Linked DNA regions of Homo sapiens: region 1 is linked to region 2. A link is an interaction called in ENCODE POLR2A ChIA-PET data of the cell type or tissue named here. Cell type or tissue: MCF 10A. All regions are shown on one strand. Links, peaks and the distances in the headings refer to the core of each region. The heading gives the core; the rest is flanking DNA.

What was found. Peaks named below come from ENCODE experiments on the same cell type or tissue, not always from the same donor. Only the 100,000 strongest peaks of a DNase experiment are listed, where the experiment ranks them.
Region 1: POLR2A ChIA-PET joins it to region 2 with 5 read pairs; 2 of 35 experiments call an interaction of 5 or more read pairs at or near these places.

Annotation. Positions count from the first base shown.
Region 1 is chr22:37,858,382-37,868,570 of GRCh38, reverse strand. It overlaps EIF3L (eukaryotic translation initiation factor 3 subunit L), which reads right to left. Exons shown (of 13, transcript NM_016091.4): 5 at 9,831-9,892; 6 at 5,533-5,602; 7 at 5,226-5,299. Among named protein-coding and RNA genes, the nearest start is that of EIF3L, 14 kb to the right of the region's middle. RefSeq lists an enhancer at 5,522-6,021. In MCF 10A, for the core only: a CTCF peak has its summit at 4,881 (motif pointing right); a DNase peak (open chromatin) is centred at 4,900.
Region 2 is chr22:38,221,827-38,229,133 of GRCh38, reverse strand. TMEM184B (transmembrane protein 184B) reads left to right here. Exons shown (of 9, transcript NM_012264.5): 6 at 2,264-2,355; 7 at 3,541-3,710; 8 at 4,155-4,349. SNORA92 (small nucleolar RNA, H/ACA box 92) reads left to right here and starts at 4,414; the gene lies at 4,414-4,655. RefSeq lists enhancers at 1-150, 3,975-4,475, 5,891-6,391. In MCF 10A, for the core only: a CTCF peak has its summit at 5,644 (motif pointing left); a DNase peak (open chromatin) is centred at 6,163.

The sequences.
Region 1 (10,189 bases), core at 3,633-6,132, 360 kb after region 2:
GAGGCAGGAGAATCCCTTGAACCTGGGAGGCAGAGGTTGCAGTGAGCTGAGATCACGCCACTGCACTCCAGCCTAGGTGACAGAGCAAGACTCCGCCTTAGGGGGGAAAAAAAAAGAATATCCAGAATATATAAAGAATTCTCAGGCTGGGTGCGGTGGCGCTTACACCTGTTATCCAAGCACTTTGGGAGGCCGAGATGGGTGGATCCCTTGAGGTCAGGAGTTCAAAACCAGCCTGGCCAACATGGTGAAACCCCGTCTCTACTAAAAATGCAAAAAAAAAAAAAAAATTAGCAGGGCGTGGTGGTGCACACCTGTAATCCAGATACTTGGGAAGCTGAGGCAGGAAAATCGCTTGAACACAGGAGGTGGAGACTGCAGTGAGCAGAGATCATGCCACTGCACTCCAGCCTGGGCGAAAGAGCGAGACTCTGTCTCAAAAAAAAAAAAAAAAAAAAAATCCTACAAAGAATTCTCGTAATGCAATTAAAAAAGCAATCAAATAGAAAACAGGCAAAGAATAGTGATGATCACTTCAAAGAAAACAAAATTGACAATTAATATGGGAAATCAGAAAAGTATGATTTTTTTTTCTTTTTCTTTTTTTTTTTTTTTTGAGATGGAGTCTCGCTCTGTCTCCGAGGCTGGAGTGCAGTGGTGCAATCTCGGCTCTCTGCAAGCTCCGCCTCCTGGGTTCACGCCATTCTCCTGCCTCAGCCTCCTGAGTAGCTGGGACTACAGGCGCCCACCACCATGCCTGGCAAATTTTTTTGTATTTTTAGTAGAGACGGGGTTTCACCGTGTTAGCCAGGATGGTCTCAATCTCTTGACCTCATGATCCGCCTGCCTCGGCCTCCCAAAGTGCTGGGATTACAGGTGTGAACCACCGCGCTGATTTTTTTTTTTTTTTTTTTGAGACGGAATCTCACTCTACTGCCCAGGGTGGAGTGCGGTGGTGTGATCTCAGCTCACTGCAACCTCTGCCTCTCGGTTCAAGTGATTCTCATCCCTCAGCTGCTGAGTAGCTGGGATTACAGACATGCACCACCAAGTCTGGGTAATTTTTGTATTTTTAGTAGAGACGGGGTTTCACCATGTTGGCCAGGCTGGTCTCGAACTCCTGGCCTCAAGTGATCTGCCCGCCTTGGCCTCCCAGAGTGCTAAGATTACAGGCGTGAGCCACTGCGCCCGGCCAGAATTTCTTTCCCATTGAACTGACAAAAATTAGACAGACTGATAATATCCAGTACAGAAAACAGTTGGTCTTGGCTAGGCATGGTGGCTCACGCCTGTAATCCCAGCACTTTTGGAGGCTGAGCAGGGAGAATTGCTTTATCCCAGGATTTCAAGACCCCATCTCTGCAACAAATTAAAAATCAGCTGGGTGCACCTGTAGTCCGAGCTACTCAGGAGGCTAAGGTGGGGGGATTGCTTGAGCCCAGGAGGTCAAGGCTGCAATGAGCTATGATCACACCACTGCACTCCAGCCTGGACCATAAAGGCAAGACCCCCATCTCTTAAACAAAGAAACAAAAAAACCAACAGTTGCTCTCAAACACCGCTGGTAGTAACACAATTTGATACAGCCCATTGGTGGGACAATATATTACTATTTATTATAATTCAAAGTGATTGAAACGTTCTTTTATCTTGATTGTGGCACTGTACACATTTGTTGAATCTCATCCACTGTACACTGATTCTGGTACATTTTATTGTATATTAAACTACACCTCATGGCTGGGCATGGTGGTTCACACCTGTTTTTTGTTTTTTGTTTTTTTTGAGACAGAGTCTTGCTTTGTCACCCAGGCTGGAGTGCAGTGGCGCAATCTCAGCTCACTGCAACCTCCACCTCCCAGGTTCAAGCGATTCTCCTGCCTCAGCCTCCTAAATAGCTGGGATTACAGGTACCTGCCACCACGCCCGGCTGATTTTTTTGTATTTTTAGTAGAGACGGGGTTTCACCATGTTGGTCAGGCTGGTCTCGAACTCCTGACCTCGTGATCCACCCGCCTTGGCTTCCCAAAGAGCTGGGATTAACAGGCGCGAGCTGGTGGCTCATCTCTACTTAAAAAAATAAACTATACCTCAGTAAGCTGATTTAAAAAAACTTAAAAAGCAAGTATCGTTCAATCCACAATTCTACTTCTAGGTAGTGATCCCTAAAAATATGCCTGTGTACAACATATATATGGATATTCACTGATTCACTGCCTGTAATTGTGGAAACTGACAACCCAAAGGTTCATCATCAGAGGCATGGTATATCCATATCACGCACACTGCAGCAAAAGAGCAAGTCAGGTCTATGAAAATATGGTTTAAGTGTGTTAACAAGTCACAGTAAATGGCACAATAGAGTACGTAACCATTTTTGAAGTGATCTCTCTTTATACAGTCATGTTTATGTAAGTGCCTGAGAAACATCAACAAGGTGCCTTTCCTTCCAGACAGTAATTGATACCTCTGCAAAAGCAAGCAAGGCAGGCACTTTCACTATATCTGTAGTTTGAAAAAACAAAAACAAATAAATAAAACAGGGTGGCGAGGAAGAGCCACCTACCCCATGTGGCATCTACCTGGCCAGGACGAAATACACCAGCCACTTACTGACCCTCACTGGACAGTCTTTGTTAGAAAGCACCGTAAGCCCCTTAACAACAACACTGGCTAAGCCCAGGGAATTATGATTATCTTAAGAGGGATAAAGAAAATCAGCACGGATGATCCTTCTTCACTTGCTCTAAGTCAAAAAGACTGCTATTCATCTATAAATATTCCAAATAAAAGGATGACACAAGCCAAGGAGCCAGAGGGCAAACAAGGCCAGTACGGTTTGTGGCCTTTGCTATGAAAGGCACTGAAGCCTAATCTTGAGCAGGAAGCCTCCTTCTCAAGGAGCACTATGAAGGTTTCTCAGCTCACCACTCGTAACGGTTCAGCACTTTGTATACACAACGTCTCCCTGGTTCACGGAGTTCTAATAACATCTTTATTAAGATACCAATTTATCCTGAAATAATCAGTTAGAGCTATAGACAGCACAAAAAGGGGGAAAAGAATTATATTTTGTCAAATTATATATTTTATTTTTTTTGGTTTTTTTTTTGAGACAGAGTCTCACTCTGTCGCCAGGCTGGAGTGCAGTGGCACGATTTTGGCTCACTGCAAGCTCTGCCTCTCGGGTTCGAGCGATTCCCCTGCCTCAGCCTCCCGAGTAGCTAGGATTACAAGCGCACACCACCACGCCCAGCTGTTTTTTTTTTAGTAGAGATGGGGTTTCACCATTGTGGCCAGGATGGTCTCCATCTCCAGACCTCGTGATCTGCCCACCTAGGCCTCCCAAAGTGTTGGGATTACAGGCGTGAGCCACCACGCCCAGCCTATTTTATGTTTTGTAGTCTCTATTTCTCGAACTCCTGGACTGAAGCGATCCTACTGCCTTGGACCCCAAAAATGCTGGGATTACAGTTGTGAGCAATCTGTATTTTTAAATAGAAGGACTGGGCTAAATAAGATGGAAAAGAATAATGATGACATTGAACATCATCACAATCAACAGGCAACGTGTATTAATTATTCTGTGACAGGCACTATGCTAAACACTCTATACGTAGTATCTCAGCAACATTCGCAGCAATCCGTTTTAGAGATGGGGAAACCAATGCACAGTGTGGTTAAGTAATGTGCCCACAACAGAACATGTTACCATTTTAAAATGGGCCAGTAGGCCAGGCGCGGTGGCTCACACCTGTAATCCCAGCACTTTGGGAGGCCAAGGAGGGCGGATCACCTGAAGTTGGGAGTTCGAGACCAGCCTGGTCAACATGGAGAAACCCCGTCTCTACTAAAAATACAAAAATTAGCTGGGCGTGGTGGTGGGCACCTGTAATCCCAGCTACTGGGGAGGCTGAGACAAGAGAATCGCTTGAACCCGGGAGGCAGAGGTTGCAGTGAGCCGGGATAATGCCACTGCACTCCAGCCTGGGTAACAGAGTCAGACTCCATCTCCAAAAAAAAAAAAAAAGCCAGTAAACAGCAACAGCAAAACCTGGACTTTTACCCCCAGGCTACACAGCTGCTGTACTTTATTTGCATTTGGCACAGTTCTCATTCGACCTTGAACAGCAACTCCTGAGGTAGGTGATATTCTTGTTGTGATGAAAATGTTCTATTGTATTCTGATCGAGCATACACTTAAGTAACCACCACCACAATCAAGATATAGATGGCTAGGCATGGTGGCTCACTTTGGGAGGCCAAGTCAAGAGGCTCACTTGAGGCCAGGAGTTCAACACCAGCATGGGCAACACAGCAAGACCCTCGTCTCTACAGTAATATAAATATCCACGTAAGTTGGTGTGGGCCTTGTAGTGGCAGCTACTCAGGTGGCTGAGGTGGGAAAATCACTTGAACCCAGGAGTTCTAGGCTGCAGTAAGCTATTATCACTGCACTCTAGCCTGAGCAACAGAGTGAGACCCTGACTCTTTCTTTTTTTTTTTTGAGATGGAGTCTTGCACTGTTACCAGGCTGGAGTGCAGTGGCACGATCTTGGCTCACTGCAAGCTCCGCCTCCTAGGTTCACGCCATTCTCCTGCCTCAGCCTACTGAGTAGCTGGGACTACAGGCGCCTGCCACCACGCCCGGCTAATTTTTTGTACTTTCAGTAGAGACGGGGTTTCACCGTGTTAGCCAGGATGGTCTTGATCTCCTGACCTCGTGATCTGCCCGCCTCTGCCTCCCAAAGTGCTAGGATTACAGGCGTGAGTCACCGCGCCCGGCCTGACCCTGACTCTTAAAAAAAAAAAGATAATAGAACATTTCCATTGTGTGGGTAAAGAAAGTGAGGCTCTGAGTTTAAATAGCACATCACTGTTACAGAGCTACCAGCAGGTGGCAGCACCCAAGTTAGAATCCACTTCCACCTCGCTCCAAAGCCTGTGAAGCCTGTGTTCTTACCACCAGACCACCTAACAAGGTCTAGTAAGAGCTTGATGAAGGTCAGGAGCTGAACTTATCCGACTTCCAGCTTCCTATCTGGAGTGCTTAGGCTTCCCTGCCTCTTCCGAAAGCCAGCTGAAACTGGAGTCTACTGCCATGGGGTATTTTACACTACAATGGGGATATTTTTACACCCTGCAGCTTTTTTACACAAACAATAGTAACAGCTATTCCTGGCATGGACCAGTTATTTCAAATTAGGCTGAAGCTGACCAGATACCTGGTAGATGAACTCATCGATAATATCCCAGAGCCACTGGTTGGGTAGTTCAAGGGGAGCAGGACCATCGGCATCTGTGCAGGAGATCACAGAAAAGTCAGATTCAAAGCAATGACTCTGCCCATTCTGTAGGCTGCAGAATGCTTTGTAATTTCTCTCTTAAAAGGACCATGAATCACAAGACCTCCCCTCTTCCCACCTACACATTAAGATCCTGCTAATTTAAAAAAAAAAAAAAAAAAGCTGGAGGCCAATGCTGAACCTCATCATAACCACACACACCCTCTTGGCCAAATCTCAGACTCACTAAGAATGTAGTTGAAGAGATTGCAGTAGTTGTAATAGGATTCAAACCTCTGCTCCAAGGAAGGTCCCCCCTGTAAAGAAAACAAGAGATATCAAGATACAGATATTTAATTTTAATGTGTTTTACCCATGGTATACTGTGACAGCTGTGAACAAATACAAGAGAATTGGTATCTGTCCTCTCTTTCTTACTATGTAAATATGCAAGTGAGAGGGAAGATAGAAAGTCCTATAGCAGCTGACGCACTGAATACTGCAACACGTGGTTAGGTTCTACAGCAACAGACCTTAAATGACCCTCAGAGCAGGGATGATGATCTGGCAAAGCAGAGAGAAGGAAAAGTGTTTCAGAAAAAAACCACACTAGCAAAGGCGAAGAAGTTAAATCGTGGCACTTGAAGGCTAGGGAGTTAAGAGAAGATAATGCTGCACCGGGCATCACTAGACTACGGGCCAGGAATGTTGCAGTCTTCCAACGCCAAACAAGCATCTAGGTCAGGGGGCCTGCAAATCTATTCCGCCACCTGTTTTGTAAATAAAGAAGTTTTACTGGAACACAGCCATGCCCACTCATTACATATTGTTGATAACTGCCACAAAGACATAGCTGAACAGATCTGACAGAAACCATCATGGCCCTCGAGACTAAAATACTTATTATCTGACCCTCCACAGAGAAGGTGGCTGACCCCTGGTCTGGTCTTTATGTTGCTTGCATCTGAGAACCACTGATAGTTTCTGAGCTGGGGAACCATACCATGAGCAATGTATTTGTGATGGAGAAGAAACACAACTTTGGAGTCAGTCCCACCTCTTATTAACTGTGGGGTTCTCACAAGGTATTTAATCTCTGTAAAATGTGGGCAAAAGATTGTTGACTAGTCACAATGAAGTAAGATTATATAGCTGGGCGCAGTGGCTCACGCCTGTAATCTCAACACTCTGGGAGGCTGAAGTGGGCTGATCACCTGAGGCCAGGAGTTTGAGAACAGGCTGGGCAACATGGCAAGACCCCGTCTCTGTTTAATAAAAGTTATGTAAGGTGCTTAATACATTAAGCACAATCTAAGCACATTCAATGAAAAACTGCTTCCCAAGGGCTTAAAACTGGTCATTTATGTAGGAGTCCTGGTAGCTAATAAAAAGATAACAGCATCAATAAGCTTCTGCTGAATCTTCATCTACAGACCAAACAGAGAGATTAGAGGTGGTAAAACCAGCTATACTATGGGCTATGGTGTCATGGTGTTCCCAAAAAAGCAGTGTACACATAATGGCTAGATTCTTAGCATATCCACAAAGTACCTGAACTTTAGCATCAATGGTAGTAGGGAATCTTTACTTTTTTTTTTTTTTGAGACGGAGTCTCGCTCTGGTGCCTAGGCTGGAGTGCAGCGGTGCAATCTCAGCTCACTGCAACCTCTGCCTCCTGGGGTCAAGTGATTCTTCCGTCTCAGCCTCCCGAGTAGCTGGGATTACAGGCACACGCCACCACGCCTGGCTAATTTTTGTATTTTTAGTAGAGACGGGGTTTCACCATATTGGTCAGGCTGGTCTCGAACTCCTGACCTCGTGATCCACCCGCCTTAGCCTCTCAAAGTTCTGGGATTACAGGCGTAAGCCACAGCGCCTGGCCAGGAATCTTTACTTTCTATCAGATAAAGTAGTCAGAGATCCCGCTGGGATGCCGGAAAAACATGGCCCCTTACTCTGGCAGCAAGAACTTTTCCACCTACCACTACTGACAGTGGCTCCTGTGGCCAAGGCAGGAGTTCTAGCCATATCAAGCGGTCCTCAAGGAGAAGAGGGGTGAGTAACTGTGAGAAACTAGGACCTCCTTAGGTGGAGATCTTGGTGCCAATTTCCTTCACTTACACATGCATGCAAGCACACACATGCTCAATTAACACCATTATGACCAGACATTATTCTAGGCACTGGATTATATTGGTGAACAAGACAAGCACATACCCCGGTGGAGTTAACCTTCCAGTAGATTAAGAAACTCCCTCCCCTAAATAAACAAATACAACGTACAAGAGATAAGTGCTCTGAAGTGCCACGAATATTGCCAGGAGCCCAGGGAGGGAGGGGGAAAGTTTCAGGAAATGAGTGAGAAGGGAAACAGGGCTAAAACCTGGAATTAGTAAGTGTGATGGGAAGTCATGGTAGGATTGGAAGTGACCTGATGAAACTATGTAGCAAAAGGATCATGCTGGTTATTATGTTGAGAATAAACAGCCAAGAGTGGAAACTGACACCAGGTAAGCAGCTCCTGCAGTAATTCAGGGAAGAGATGATAATGACTTCAACTAGGTGAGCAGCAGTGTGGCAGTGAAAAGTGGCTGATTCAAGAAGTATGCTGAAGGCCAGGCACAGTGGCTCACGCCTGTAATCTTAGCACTTTGGGAAGCCGAGGCGGGCGGATTACCTGAGGTCAGGAGTTCGAGACCAGCCTGGGCAACATAGCGAAACCCTGTCTCTACTAAAAATACAAAAATTAGCCAGGCGTGGTGGTGCATGCCTGTAATCCCAGCTACTCAGGAGGCTGAGGAAGGAGAATCGTTTGAGCCTGGAGAATTGCTTGAGCCCAGGAGACAGAGGTTGGAGTGAGCCGAGACGGCGCCACTGCATTCCAGCCTGGATGACAGAGCGAGACTCCGTCTCAAAAACAAAACAAAATAAAACAAAACAACAAAAAGAAGTATGTTGAAGACAGAGCTTAACAGGATTTGCTGGATATCATGTCAGAGAAAAGTCAAGAATAATGCCAAGGCTTTTAGTCCAATTAACTTGGTAATAAACGGTAGCATTTATTGAGATGATTACCATGAGAAAAACTAGTTTAGAGGGAAAATAAGAATTCAGTTTTAGATGTGTTAAGCTTCAGATGACTCAGACAGCCAAGTGCAGATGCTGACAGCTGAATATACAAGTCTGGACTTCAGTGGGGCAACTGAGGCTAAAGATAGAGATTAAGTCATTGGTGTATATAAATAATACAGATGGCATTTTTCTTTTCTTTTTGAGACAAGAGTCTCACTCTGTCACCCAGGCTGGAGTGCAGTGGTACGATCTCGGCTCACTGCAACCTCCGCTTCCCGGGTTCAAGCGATTCTCCTGCCTCAGCCTTCCAAGTAGCTGGGATTACAGGCACCCGCCACCACGCCCAGCTTATTTTTGTAGTTTCATATTTTTAATAGAGACGAGGTTTCTCCATGTTGGCCAGGCTGGTCTCAAATTCCTGACCTCAGGTGACCTGCCCTTAGCCTCCCAAAGTGCTGGGATTATAGGCGTGAGCCACCGCGCCCAGCCTTAAATAGTACAGATGGCATTTTAAGAAACTTTAGGCACTCTAGGCCGGGCGTGGTGGCTCACGCCTGTCATCCCAGCACTTTGGGAGGCCAAGGCGGGCGGAACACGAGGTCAGGAGATGGAGACCATCCTGGCTAACACAGTGAAACCCCGTCTCTACTAAAAATACAAAAAAATTAGCCAGGTGTGGTGGCAGGCACCTGCAATCCCAGCTACTCAGGAGGCTGAGGCAGGAGAATGGCGTGAACCTGGGAGGTGGAGCCTGCAGTGAGCTGAGATCGCGCCACTGTACTCCAGCCTGGGCGACAGAGCGAGACTCACTCTCTCTCAAAAAAAAAAAAAAAAAAAAAGAAACTTCACGTACTCTATAATTTAGAAGTCGGGAAGAACAGAATCTAGCAAGTGCTCAAAGTTGGGATAATGTGTAGAATACTGGTGTTATAACAAGCTGGTCTAGATTCAAGGAGTTTTGTCACTTACTAGCTGGATAAATTTGAGAAAAGGTAACCTCTTGGCACCTCGGGTACCAACTTTGCACGATTGATAGTAGAATTAGATATGTGAAGATGTGTGCTAAGTGCCTAGCATTGTGCTTGGCATACAGTGACAGTGTTATGTACATCTCAGAGAAACAGAGGCTCAATGCTCTGAAGGGAAAAAGAACCCCAAGCAGAAGCAGCAGCAGGTACCTGGAAATATCCTATGAGGCTGGCAGCCTATAACCAGTGCATGGGTGATTGCCCAGTCCAGGAGAATTGTGGGGACAGAGAAATTTAAAAGAATGCATAGGTTATATAGCGTTAGTGTGTCTGAACAGCTTTCTGGGTTAAACTGTTCCTTCCACCGCTTCTTAAAACTCAAAAACATGCCAATCATGCCCAGACACTGAACCAATATAAACAAATGACTGTGTTCTAGGGACAAAAACAGCACAGAGTTAAAAAAACAAAAACAAAAAAAAAACTGCGACACTTAAATACTTACACTGACTTTGGCATATATGTGCCTGTAGTATAATTCTTTGTATAAAATCAGGAAGACAGCATCTGAAAGAGATGGCAGAAGGGTGCTTCACTAACCATAAAACTGGGGTATCCTGGCAGCTTTAGCTCTTTGGTGGGGAGGAATAAAGGTAATTCTGAAGACTAAACAACATCTAAATTGCTATGCATATGCCCCAAGAATACATGCAATGAGAAAATCCACTTCTCATTTGACTCCATCAACCTCAATCTCTGTCGATGAGATTAAGATCTCATTCAGATCTATTTCCTTTCACCATTTAGAGACTTCTGCCATCCAAGTGCATAAAAAAACCAGCACACAAGAGTAATTAGACAAGC
Region 2 (7,307 bases), core at 4,808-7,307:
TGCAGGGCCCAGGCCACAGGGCGGGCACACCCACAAAGCCTCCACCTGAACATGCCAAGTCTCCAGTTCTGCTTCCAGACCTTCCTTCCCTAGCATGTTCCTAAATTCAGAATCTCACCACTGGACCTGCAGGGAAAGAGTTAAAACTATCCTGGGTTCAGGGTGGGGCATTGAGAGCCATTGTTTACCAGTTGGTGCAGCCACCCAGGTTCCGGCCAGCTGTGACTCACTGCCTTGTTTGATGATTATATTGTCTACAAAATTTTGATTTCATGATTGTTAGCTAGTGTGGCCTTGTTAGAAATTATTCCCCAGCCCTGTGGGCTCAGATGTTCTGTTCTTGTTCCTGGCGGTGGCAGGGAGAGATATAAGAAGAAAGAGAACAAAAGAGGCCTCTTCCTTTCTTTACCAGGGCGAGAGAGCACACCCCACAGCTTTGTCCTAGAGGCACAGAGACAGGCCTTTGACTCCTCAGGGCCAGTGCTCAATATCCAGACCTTCTGGAGAGATTCCCTACTTAAAGTAGAGATTCCCAGATCAACCACCCACTACCCTAGCCCATAGGAGAAGTTCTGGAATGGAGCCCTGGAACCTGGCACATGTCTAAAGCTCCCTGGGGGTTCTGATGTCCAGCCCAGCCTGGGAACTGCTGACTGGTCCAGGGTATGGTCAGGTGATGATTCTGGGGCCTGCTGGCCTGGGCTCTGCTGCTGCTGCTGCTGCTGCTTCAGCTTCTCTCTGCCTCAGTTTCCTCACCTGTACCATGGGGATAATGACAGCACCCACGTCAGGGGGCTGTCATGAGTACCAGGTGAGCTGACCCAGGGAAACACCAGCCTGTTGCTAGGCTCATAACTGGAACTCATGCAAACTGCCGTTCTTCCCTTTTCCCCAGAAGGTGCCAGTCCCACTTCTCTAGGCGGGATGACAGGGCCAGGGACGTTCTGTGGGGCTTTCTGAGAGTGGGACTGCACGTCTGCCCCATCACGCGGGCCTCTCCGTATGGCAGCCCCATGGTGTGGGCTGCCTGGGGCTCCCCTGCAAGACCCACTCAGATCCCCAGTTGGGGCAGAAGCTGCAGGTTTCACGGATCACGGTTCCCACTCCAGGCTCCTCGTCCTCTTTGCAGCTACACTAGTTGAGCCTTTTGGATTGGATTTAACCTCCCCCAGCTCCTCAGAAGGGGTCTTAGGGCTTAGATTTATTTGCTTTCTAGATAATGGTGATACTAGTGATGTTATGGGCACCATGGGTCCGCCCGTAGGGAATCGGGAAAACCTGGCTGAGGAACTCTTTCCGTGGCTCAGCCAGCTAGCAGGCGCCGTTAGTGCATGTACAGAGGCGGGAGACTCCCGAGAAGATGCTGCGCTTCCTGGCTGTGCCATCCCCGCAGCAGTGGCCCTGTGGTGTGGGGAGTGACTACATCCTTTTCATCAGGGAGTCTGTGCTCAGAGGCCAAGTGTCTGCCCAAGCTGTCCCCAGAGTTCAAACTCAGATTTTGAGACTCTGGAGTCCACGTGCTCTGGGCTCCTGCAGGTCACCTCCATCCCCAGAGTGACCTCTGCTGACCAGAAACCCTGGACCCAGGCCCAGAGAGTAGGGCTAGGAACCAGATCGGGGGTGGACATGGAGGATGGGAGGAGGCCCTCACCTGCGCCGGCTTCCCGGTGGCTGGTTCCTTGAGCAGGGCCCTAGCCTTGCCCCGGGCACCAAGGTCTCCAGGACCTGGCCCTGCCCATCTCCTCAGCCACCTCTCTAGTGCGCAGCCCCTTGCACCTGTCCACCCTCTGCCTCGGGGCCTTGGTGCAAGCTGCCCCCTCTGCCTGTCGAGCCTCTCATCTCCGGCACCCACCTGATGGTCCTGGCTCGAGAAGCTTCCTTGTGTGCATCTCCTGTCTCCCGCCTCCATCGTGCCCTGCCACACCATTCCTCCCTTCCTCCCTCCCTTCCTCCACATGCTCATATCACATACGGCATTGCGCTGGCTGCATCTCCTATATGTTCTGCCCCCCGCCCCGCGCAGACAGCAGTCCCCTGGGAGCAGGACACGTAGCCACCCCCCATCTCCTCCATCTCCTCTATCCTTCCATCCCCTCCATCCCTTCGTCCCTCCATCCCCTCCGTCCCTCCATCCCTCCGTCCTCTCCGTCTCCTTCATCCTCTCTGTCCCTCCATCCGGTACAGTTCCGTCTGCCAGAGGCAGGGCTTGCTTCATGCCTTCTGTGCTCCTCCTCCACACTCAACCTCCTTTTCCCCCCAACAGGCCACCCTGCAGTTCTGTGTGGTGAAGCCACTCATGGCGGTCAGCACTGTGGTCCTCCAGGCCTTCGGCAAGTACCGGGATGGGGACTTTGAGTAAGCAGCGGGTGCTCCCCGGGGTGTGTGGGAGGAGTGTTGGCGCAGGCTGGTGCCTTGGCTCAGGGAAGGGGGCAGCCAGAGTGGCCGCACAGCCATGACCTTCCTGGGTGTCTGGTGCTCACAACCCCCCTGAAGTCTGAGCCCAGCAGTGGACACCCTTGCAGTTGGCCCCGCTGCCAGCCCCGGAGTGAGCCATTGGCAGCAGTCACGTTCATGTCCAGGCTGCAGAGTGGTACCATGAAGGGATGGGCCACAAAGGGACAGTGACCACTGCTGAGGCAGGGAGCGAGAGGGTCAGAGCCCCAAGAGGTCGGCTCAAGTCCACAGATACAAAGCCCGTGCTGTGTAAATTGTCCACACCCATTTCATTCTGGGCTTAGTGAAAGTGACCCCGTGGCTGGGCACAGTGGTTCACGCCTGTAATCCTAGCACTTTGGGAGGCCAACGCGGGTAGATCACCTGAGGTCAGGAGTTCAAGACCAGCCTGGCCAACATGGTGAAACCCCATCACTACTAAAAATACAAAAAATTAACCGGGCGTGGTGACGGGTGCCTATAATCCCAGCTACTCGGGAGGCTGAGGCAGGAGAATCGCTTGAACCCAGGAGGCAGAGGTTGCGGTGAGCCAAGATCACGCCATTGCACTCTAGCCTGGGTGACAAGAACAAAACTCCATATCTAAAAAAAAAAAAAAAAAAAGTGACCATGTGTCTAGCCCTGTGCTTTCAAGCTCTCGGCACACACTGTCTGTGAACTGTGTAACAGCCCTGCCAGGGCAGGTGGGCAAAAGGAGGTCAGGGGGATGCAGCCGACCGAGTGAAAAGGCAGCAGAGCTGAGCAGCGTCACCTATTTTGACGCCTGTTATCTGAGTGTCAGGCTATGGCCTCGGGCCCGGCCCTGGCTTCCACACTGGTGTCCAACGTTAGGAGTGTGGGCACCAGGGCTTAGACAAGTCCACGAGCCACGCAGAGGCAGTAGAGCTGGTCTGGCCTGCAGGCGCACCCCATGTACCCCCACCCCTGTCTGTCGCTTTGATCACCCATTCTGACCCCTTCAGTGGCTCGTTGAGCTCTGCTGGAGGTGTGGGGCTGAGAGCCATGGGGACTGTGTGTGGTGCAGTCGAGGAGAGCCCCTTCCCTCCAAGGGTCTGTCCCAGCCAGAAAATGCTCCCCGTCCCGCAGCGTCACCAGTGGCTACCTCTACGTGACCATCATCTACAACATCTCCGTCAGCCTGGCCCTCTACGCCCTCTTCCTCTTCTACTTCGCCACCCGGGAGCTGCTCAGCCCCTACAGCCCCGTCCTCAAGTTCTTCATGGTCAAGTCCGTCATCTTTCTTTCCTTCTGGCAAGGTGAGCCCCCTCCCAGCACCTGGAGGCTGCCCATGCCACCCTGTCCTCTGCGCTTCCTGCTGCCCCTTCTGCTTATGGTCCCTGGTGCCTGTAGGGCCTGTTCAGAGGGGCCTCAGCCCACTGGGCACTTGCTGGGGGTGAAATCTGAGCCCTCGAGGGCCTTTCCCAGGGGCTAGGGAGAGCTTTGGTGGGGCCGCTACATGGATGAGAGGGCCCAGGAGACCCTGCGTAATTGCTGGCATCTCAGTTTCGGTGGCAAAGAGCTGGGAGAGTGGGGTTTCCGGAGGCTGTGGCCTTGTGTCGCTACCCCTGCCCTGCAGGAGCAGCTGTGGCCCTGCTCACATCCTCACTGGGGCATGTGGGCAGCTGAATGGGGCATTGTGGAAGAAGGGGGAGCAGGAAAGGAATCATTCTGGGTCCAGACACCCGTGCCTCCCCATCCAGGCATGCTCCTGGCCATCCTGGAGAAGTGTGGGGCCATCCCCAAAATCCACTCGGCCCGCGTGTCGGTGGGCGAGGGCACCGTGGCTGCCGGCTACCAGGACTTCATCATCTGTGTGGAGATGTTCTTTGCAGCCCTGGCCCTGCGGCACGCCTTCACCTACAAGGTCTATGCTGACAAGAGGCTGGACGCACAAGGTATGAGCCAGGGTCCTAGGCGACCCCCGCTGGGAGAAGCAGGGAGCCCCAAACATCCCAGGACCCTCCCACCTCCCAGCATCCTACAGGTGCGGCTGGGTCAGGACATGGGATCCCCACTCTATATGCAGGAATGGGGCCACAGAGGTCGGGGAAGAGCAGGTGCCACCAGCACGACCGATTCGGTCCTGGAAGCTCAGGCCACCTGTCCCTTGCAGCAGGTCCAAGTGTGGCGGTCCAGGGCTGATACAGACAGAGACTGTAATGAATAGACAAATTCCCTCGGGCTTCTAACTCCCAACACTGTGGTTACCATTTTGTCCTGTAATTCCCTCATCTCATATGCTATTTTTTAAAAAAAGGATACTTCTGGCCGGGCACGGTGGCTCACGCCTATAATCCCAGCACTTTGGGAGGCCGAGGCGGGTGGATCACAAGGTCAGGAGATCGAGACCATCCTGGCTAACACGGTGAAACCCTGTCTCTACTAAAAATACAAAAAATTAGCCGGGCGTGGTGGCGGGTGCTTGTAGTCCGAGCTACTCGGGAGGCTGAGGCAGGAGAATGGTGTGAATCCAGGAGGCGGAGCTTGCAGTGAGCGAGATTGTGCCATTGCACTCCAGCCTGGGTGACAGAGCAAGACTCCGTCTCAAAAAAAAGAAAGAAAGAAAAAAAAGAATACTTCTGAGAAACAGACTCGGATGGTAATAGGTTTTAACAGCTTTCTTTTACACCTGCGAATCTTCCTCCTTGCTAGAACAGTGGTAAGTAGCCCCAGTTGTACTGGAAAATGCCCTGGAGAGCTTTTGGAAGTGCTGATACCCAGCCCCACCCTCGGAGATCCCGCTGTAATGGGTCCGGGCTGGCAGGCTGGGTGTGCTGTGAGAGTTCTGTGCTTTAAGCACTCCCAGGGTGATGTGAAAGTGCTGCTGCCCGGGACGCTCCACTGGGCTGGAAGGGCTGCCTCTGGCCACTGGGCAGAAGGGGGTTGTCCTTGGAGGATGGGGAAGAGGAGGCTGGGAATGCCTGAGACTGATTGAGCCAGTAAAGGGGCAGGAGGGACTGGGGAGAGGGGAGCCTCCTTCTCTGACACATCCACCCAGGAGCCTGGCTGCTGCCAGCTGTCTGCCCGAGTGGCTGGAGGCAAGAAACCCACTTCCCCAGGGCCTACCTGCAGGCCCCACACAGGCTCCGTGGTGGGTGGTGTGGACTGTAGAAATGTCTGCCTGCAGCGGGGCTCCGCGGCCCACTTCCCGCCCCCCTTCCTCTGTGCCTTCCCTGGTGGGGGAAGACCTACTCTGTGCCCAAAGAGCAGGTGCACAAAGGCCAGGGGTTGCCACCTGGTGGCCCAGTTGGAAGGATCTAGCAAACACACACCCAGCATTGAGGGCAGTGTCCCTTGGACCTGGTGTGGTATACCCTGTGCCCGTGGGAACATCATCCTTGGGCCTGGGGCCTGGGGCCACCCCAAGGAGCAAGGGGGCCCATGGCAGAGAACCATTCCTGCACCACTGGGGCTCAGCAGAGGGGCTCTGCTGCCTGGCCTGAGCTGTCCCTCTAGACATACCCACGCCCGGCCGGGGAAGCTGCTTGCCCTCTTCTGCCTCCCCACTGGTCCTGAGCCCCCTGCTACCCTCTAACCCAGGCCCAGACCCTCAGCCCTCAGGATAGGCTTAGGTGCAGAGCTGGCTCAGCTGTGCGATTGTAACCCCTCCCTCTGAGCCTCCATGTCCTGGTCTGGGAAGTGTTGTGAGGTTTGTAAAATGTGAGGTGTGGATGTGGCCCCAGGCTAGCCGGGGAAGAAGTGGGGATGGGACGTCCTGACCTAGACGTGGAGGCGGAACTCAGTCGCCAGACGGATGTTTCCTGTTGGCGTGAACACCAGGGGAGGAGTCATCCCTAGGTGGATATCCCCCCTGCCAGGCCCCAGGAGGCACCTGGAGCTTCCTGGGTGCCCTGTGGGGCCTGGGGGGGTGGGGACAGGGTGTGTGGTGTGTCGTGCTGGTGGGCCTCGGTGGTGGGCACACATTGTTCACTCAGCTGTCTCTTGTCTTCTCTATTTCTTTGGCTTCTCTCCCCGCCCCCCTTGCCCTGCTTTTGCCCGGGGTTTGGCCGCGGGCAGTGCCAACATACGGCCCTTACGGTAGGTCCCGCTCTTGGTCTGCATGTCTGTCCTGCATGTCAGTTCTGGTCACTGTCACTGGCATGCGTCTCTCTGTAGCTCTTCTCCGTGTCCTCATCTCCTCCCCACCGGCACCCCCTGGGTGGGAGCGCCCAGAGCACCTGTCAAGGGCCACCCTCTGTAGAGCTTGCCTGCTTCCGTCCTCGTTTCTCGTTCTGGAATATGCCCCGCCTTCTTCTGGGGGCACAGTGCTGTTCATGGGATATCGGGGCATTTCACGATGTTTCCAAGAGTTCACAAGCTGAGTCAGGAATCCTGGGTTCCAGGGGTGGGCTCGTCCCTTACATCCAGGTGTCCTGGGCCACCTTTCTGCTCTGAGCCCCTGAGGATGGGGACAGTTGATTAGAGAGATGAGGAGGAAGCCCTCTTAGAGGGAGCCAGTGAGTCGCATCTGCTCCCCTGGGGGTGCAGGCCAGCCTGGTCCTGATCTCCAGAGTAGAGGGAGCACAGCACTTCCCCCGGTGGTGGGGGACGCGCCTGGCACCTGTGGAACCGGGCACCCCTGGCTTCCAGGCCCTCTGGCCCCACATGCCCCAACTTCAGTCAGTGCTGAGCCTGCTCTGGCCTCTCTGGGGCATTCTAGGCTCACTGCCCATAGCTTGCCAGTCTCCACCCTGGGTCCCTTCCCTGCAGCCAGCCCAGCTCCCAGTGGGGGTTTATGTCTGCTCCTCTTCACAGTCCAGCCTCCCCTTGGGGCTCCCCAGCCAAAGAAGTCCATTTTTTCCTGCCCCTTCTCATATCCTGGACCCCATTCTCTGTCCCAGAAGGGATGGTTG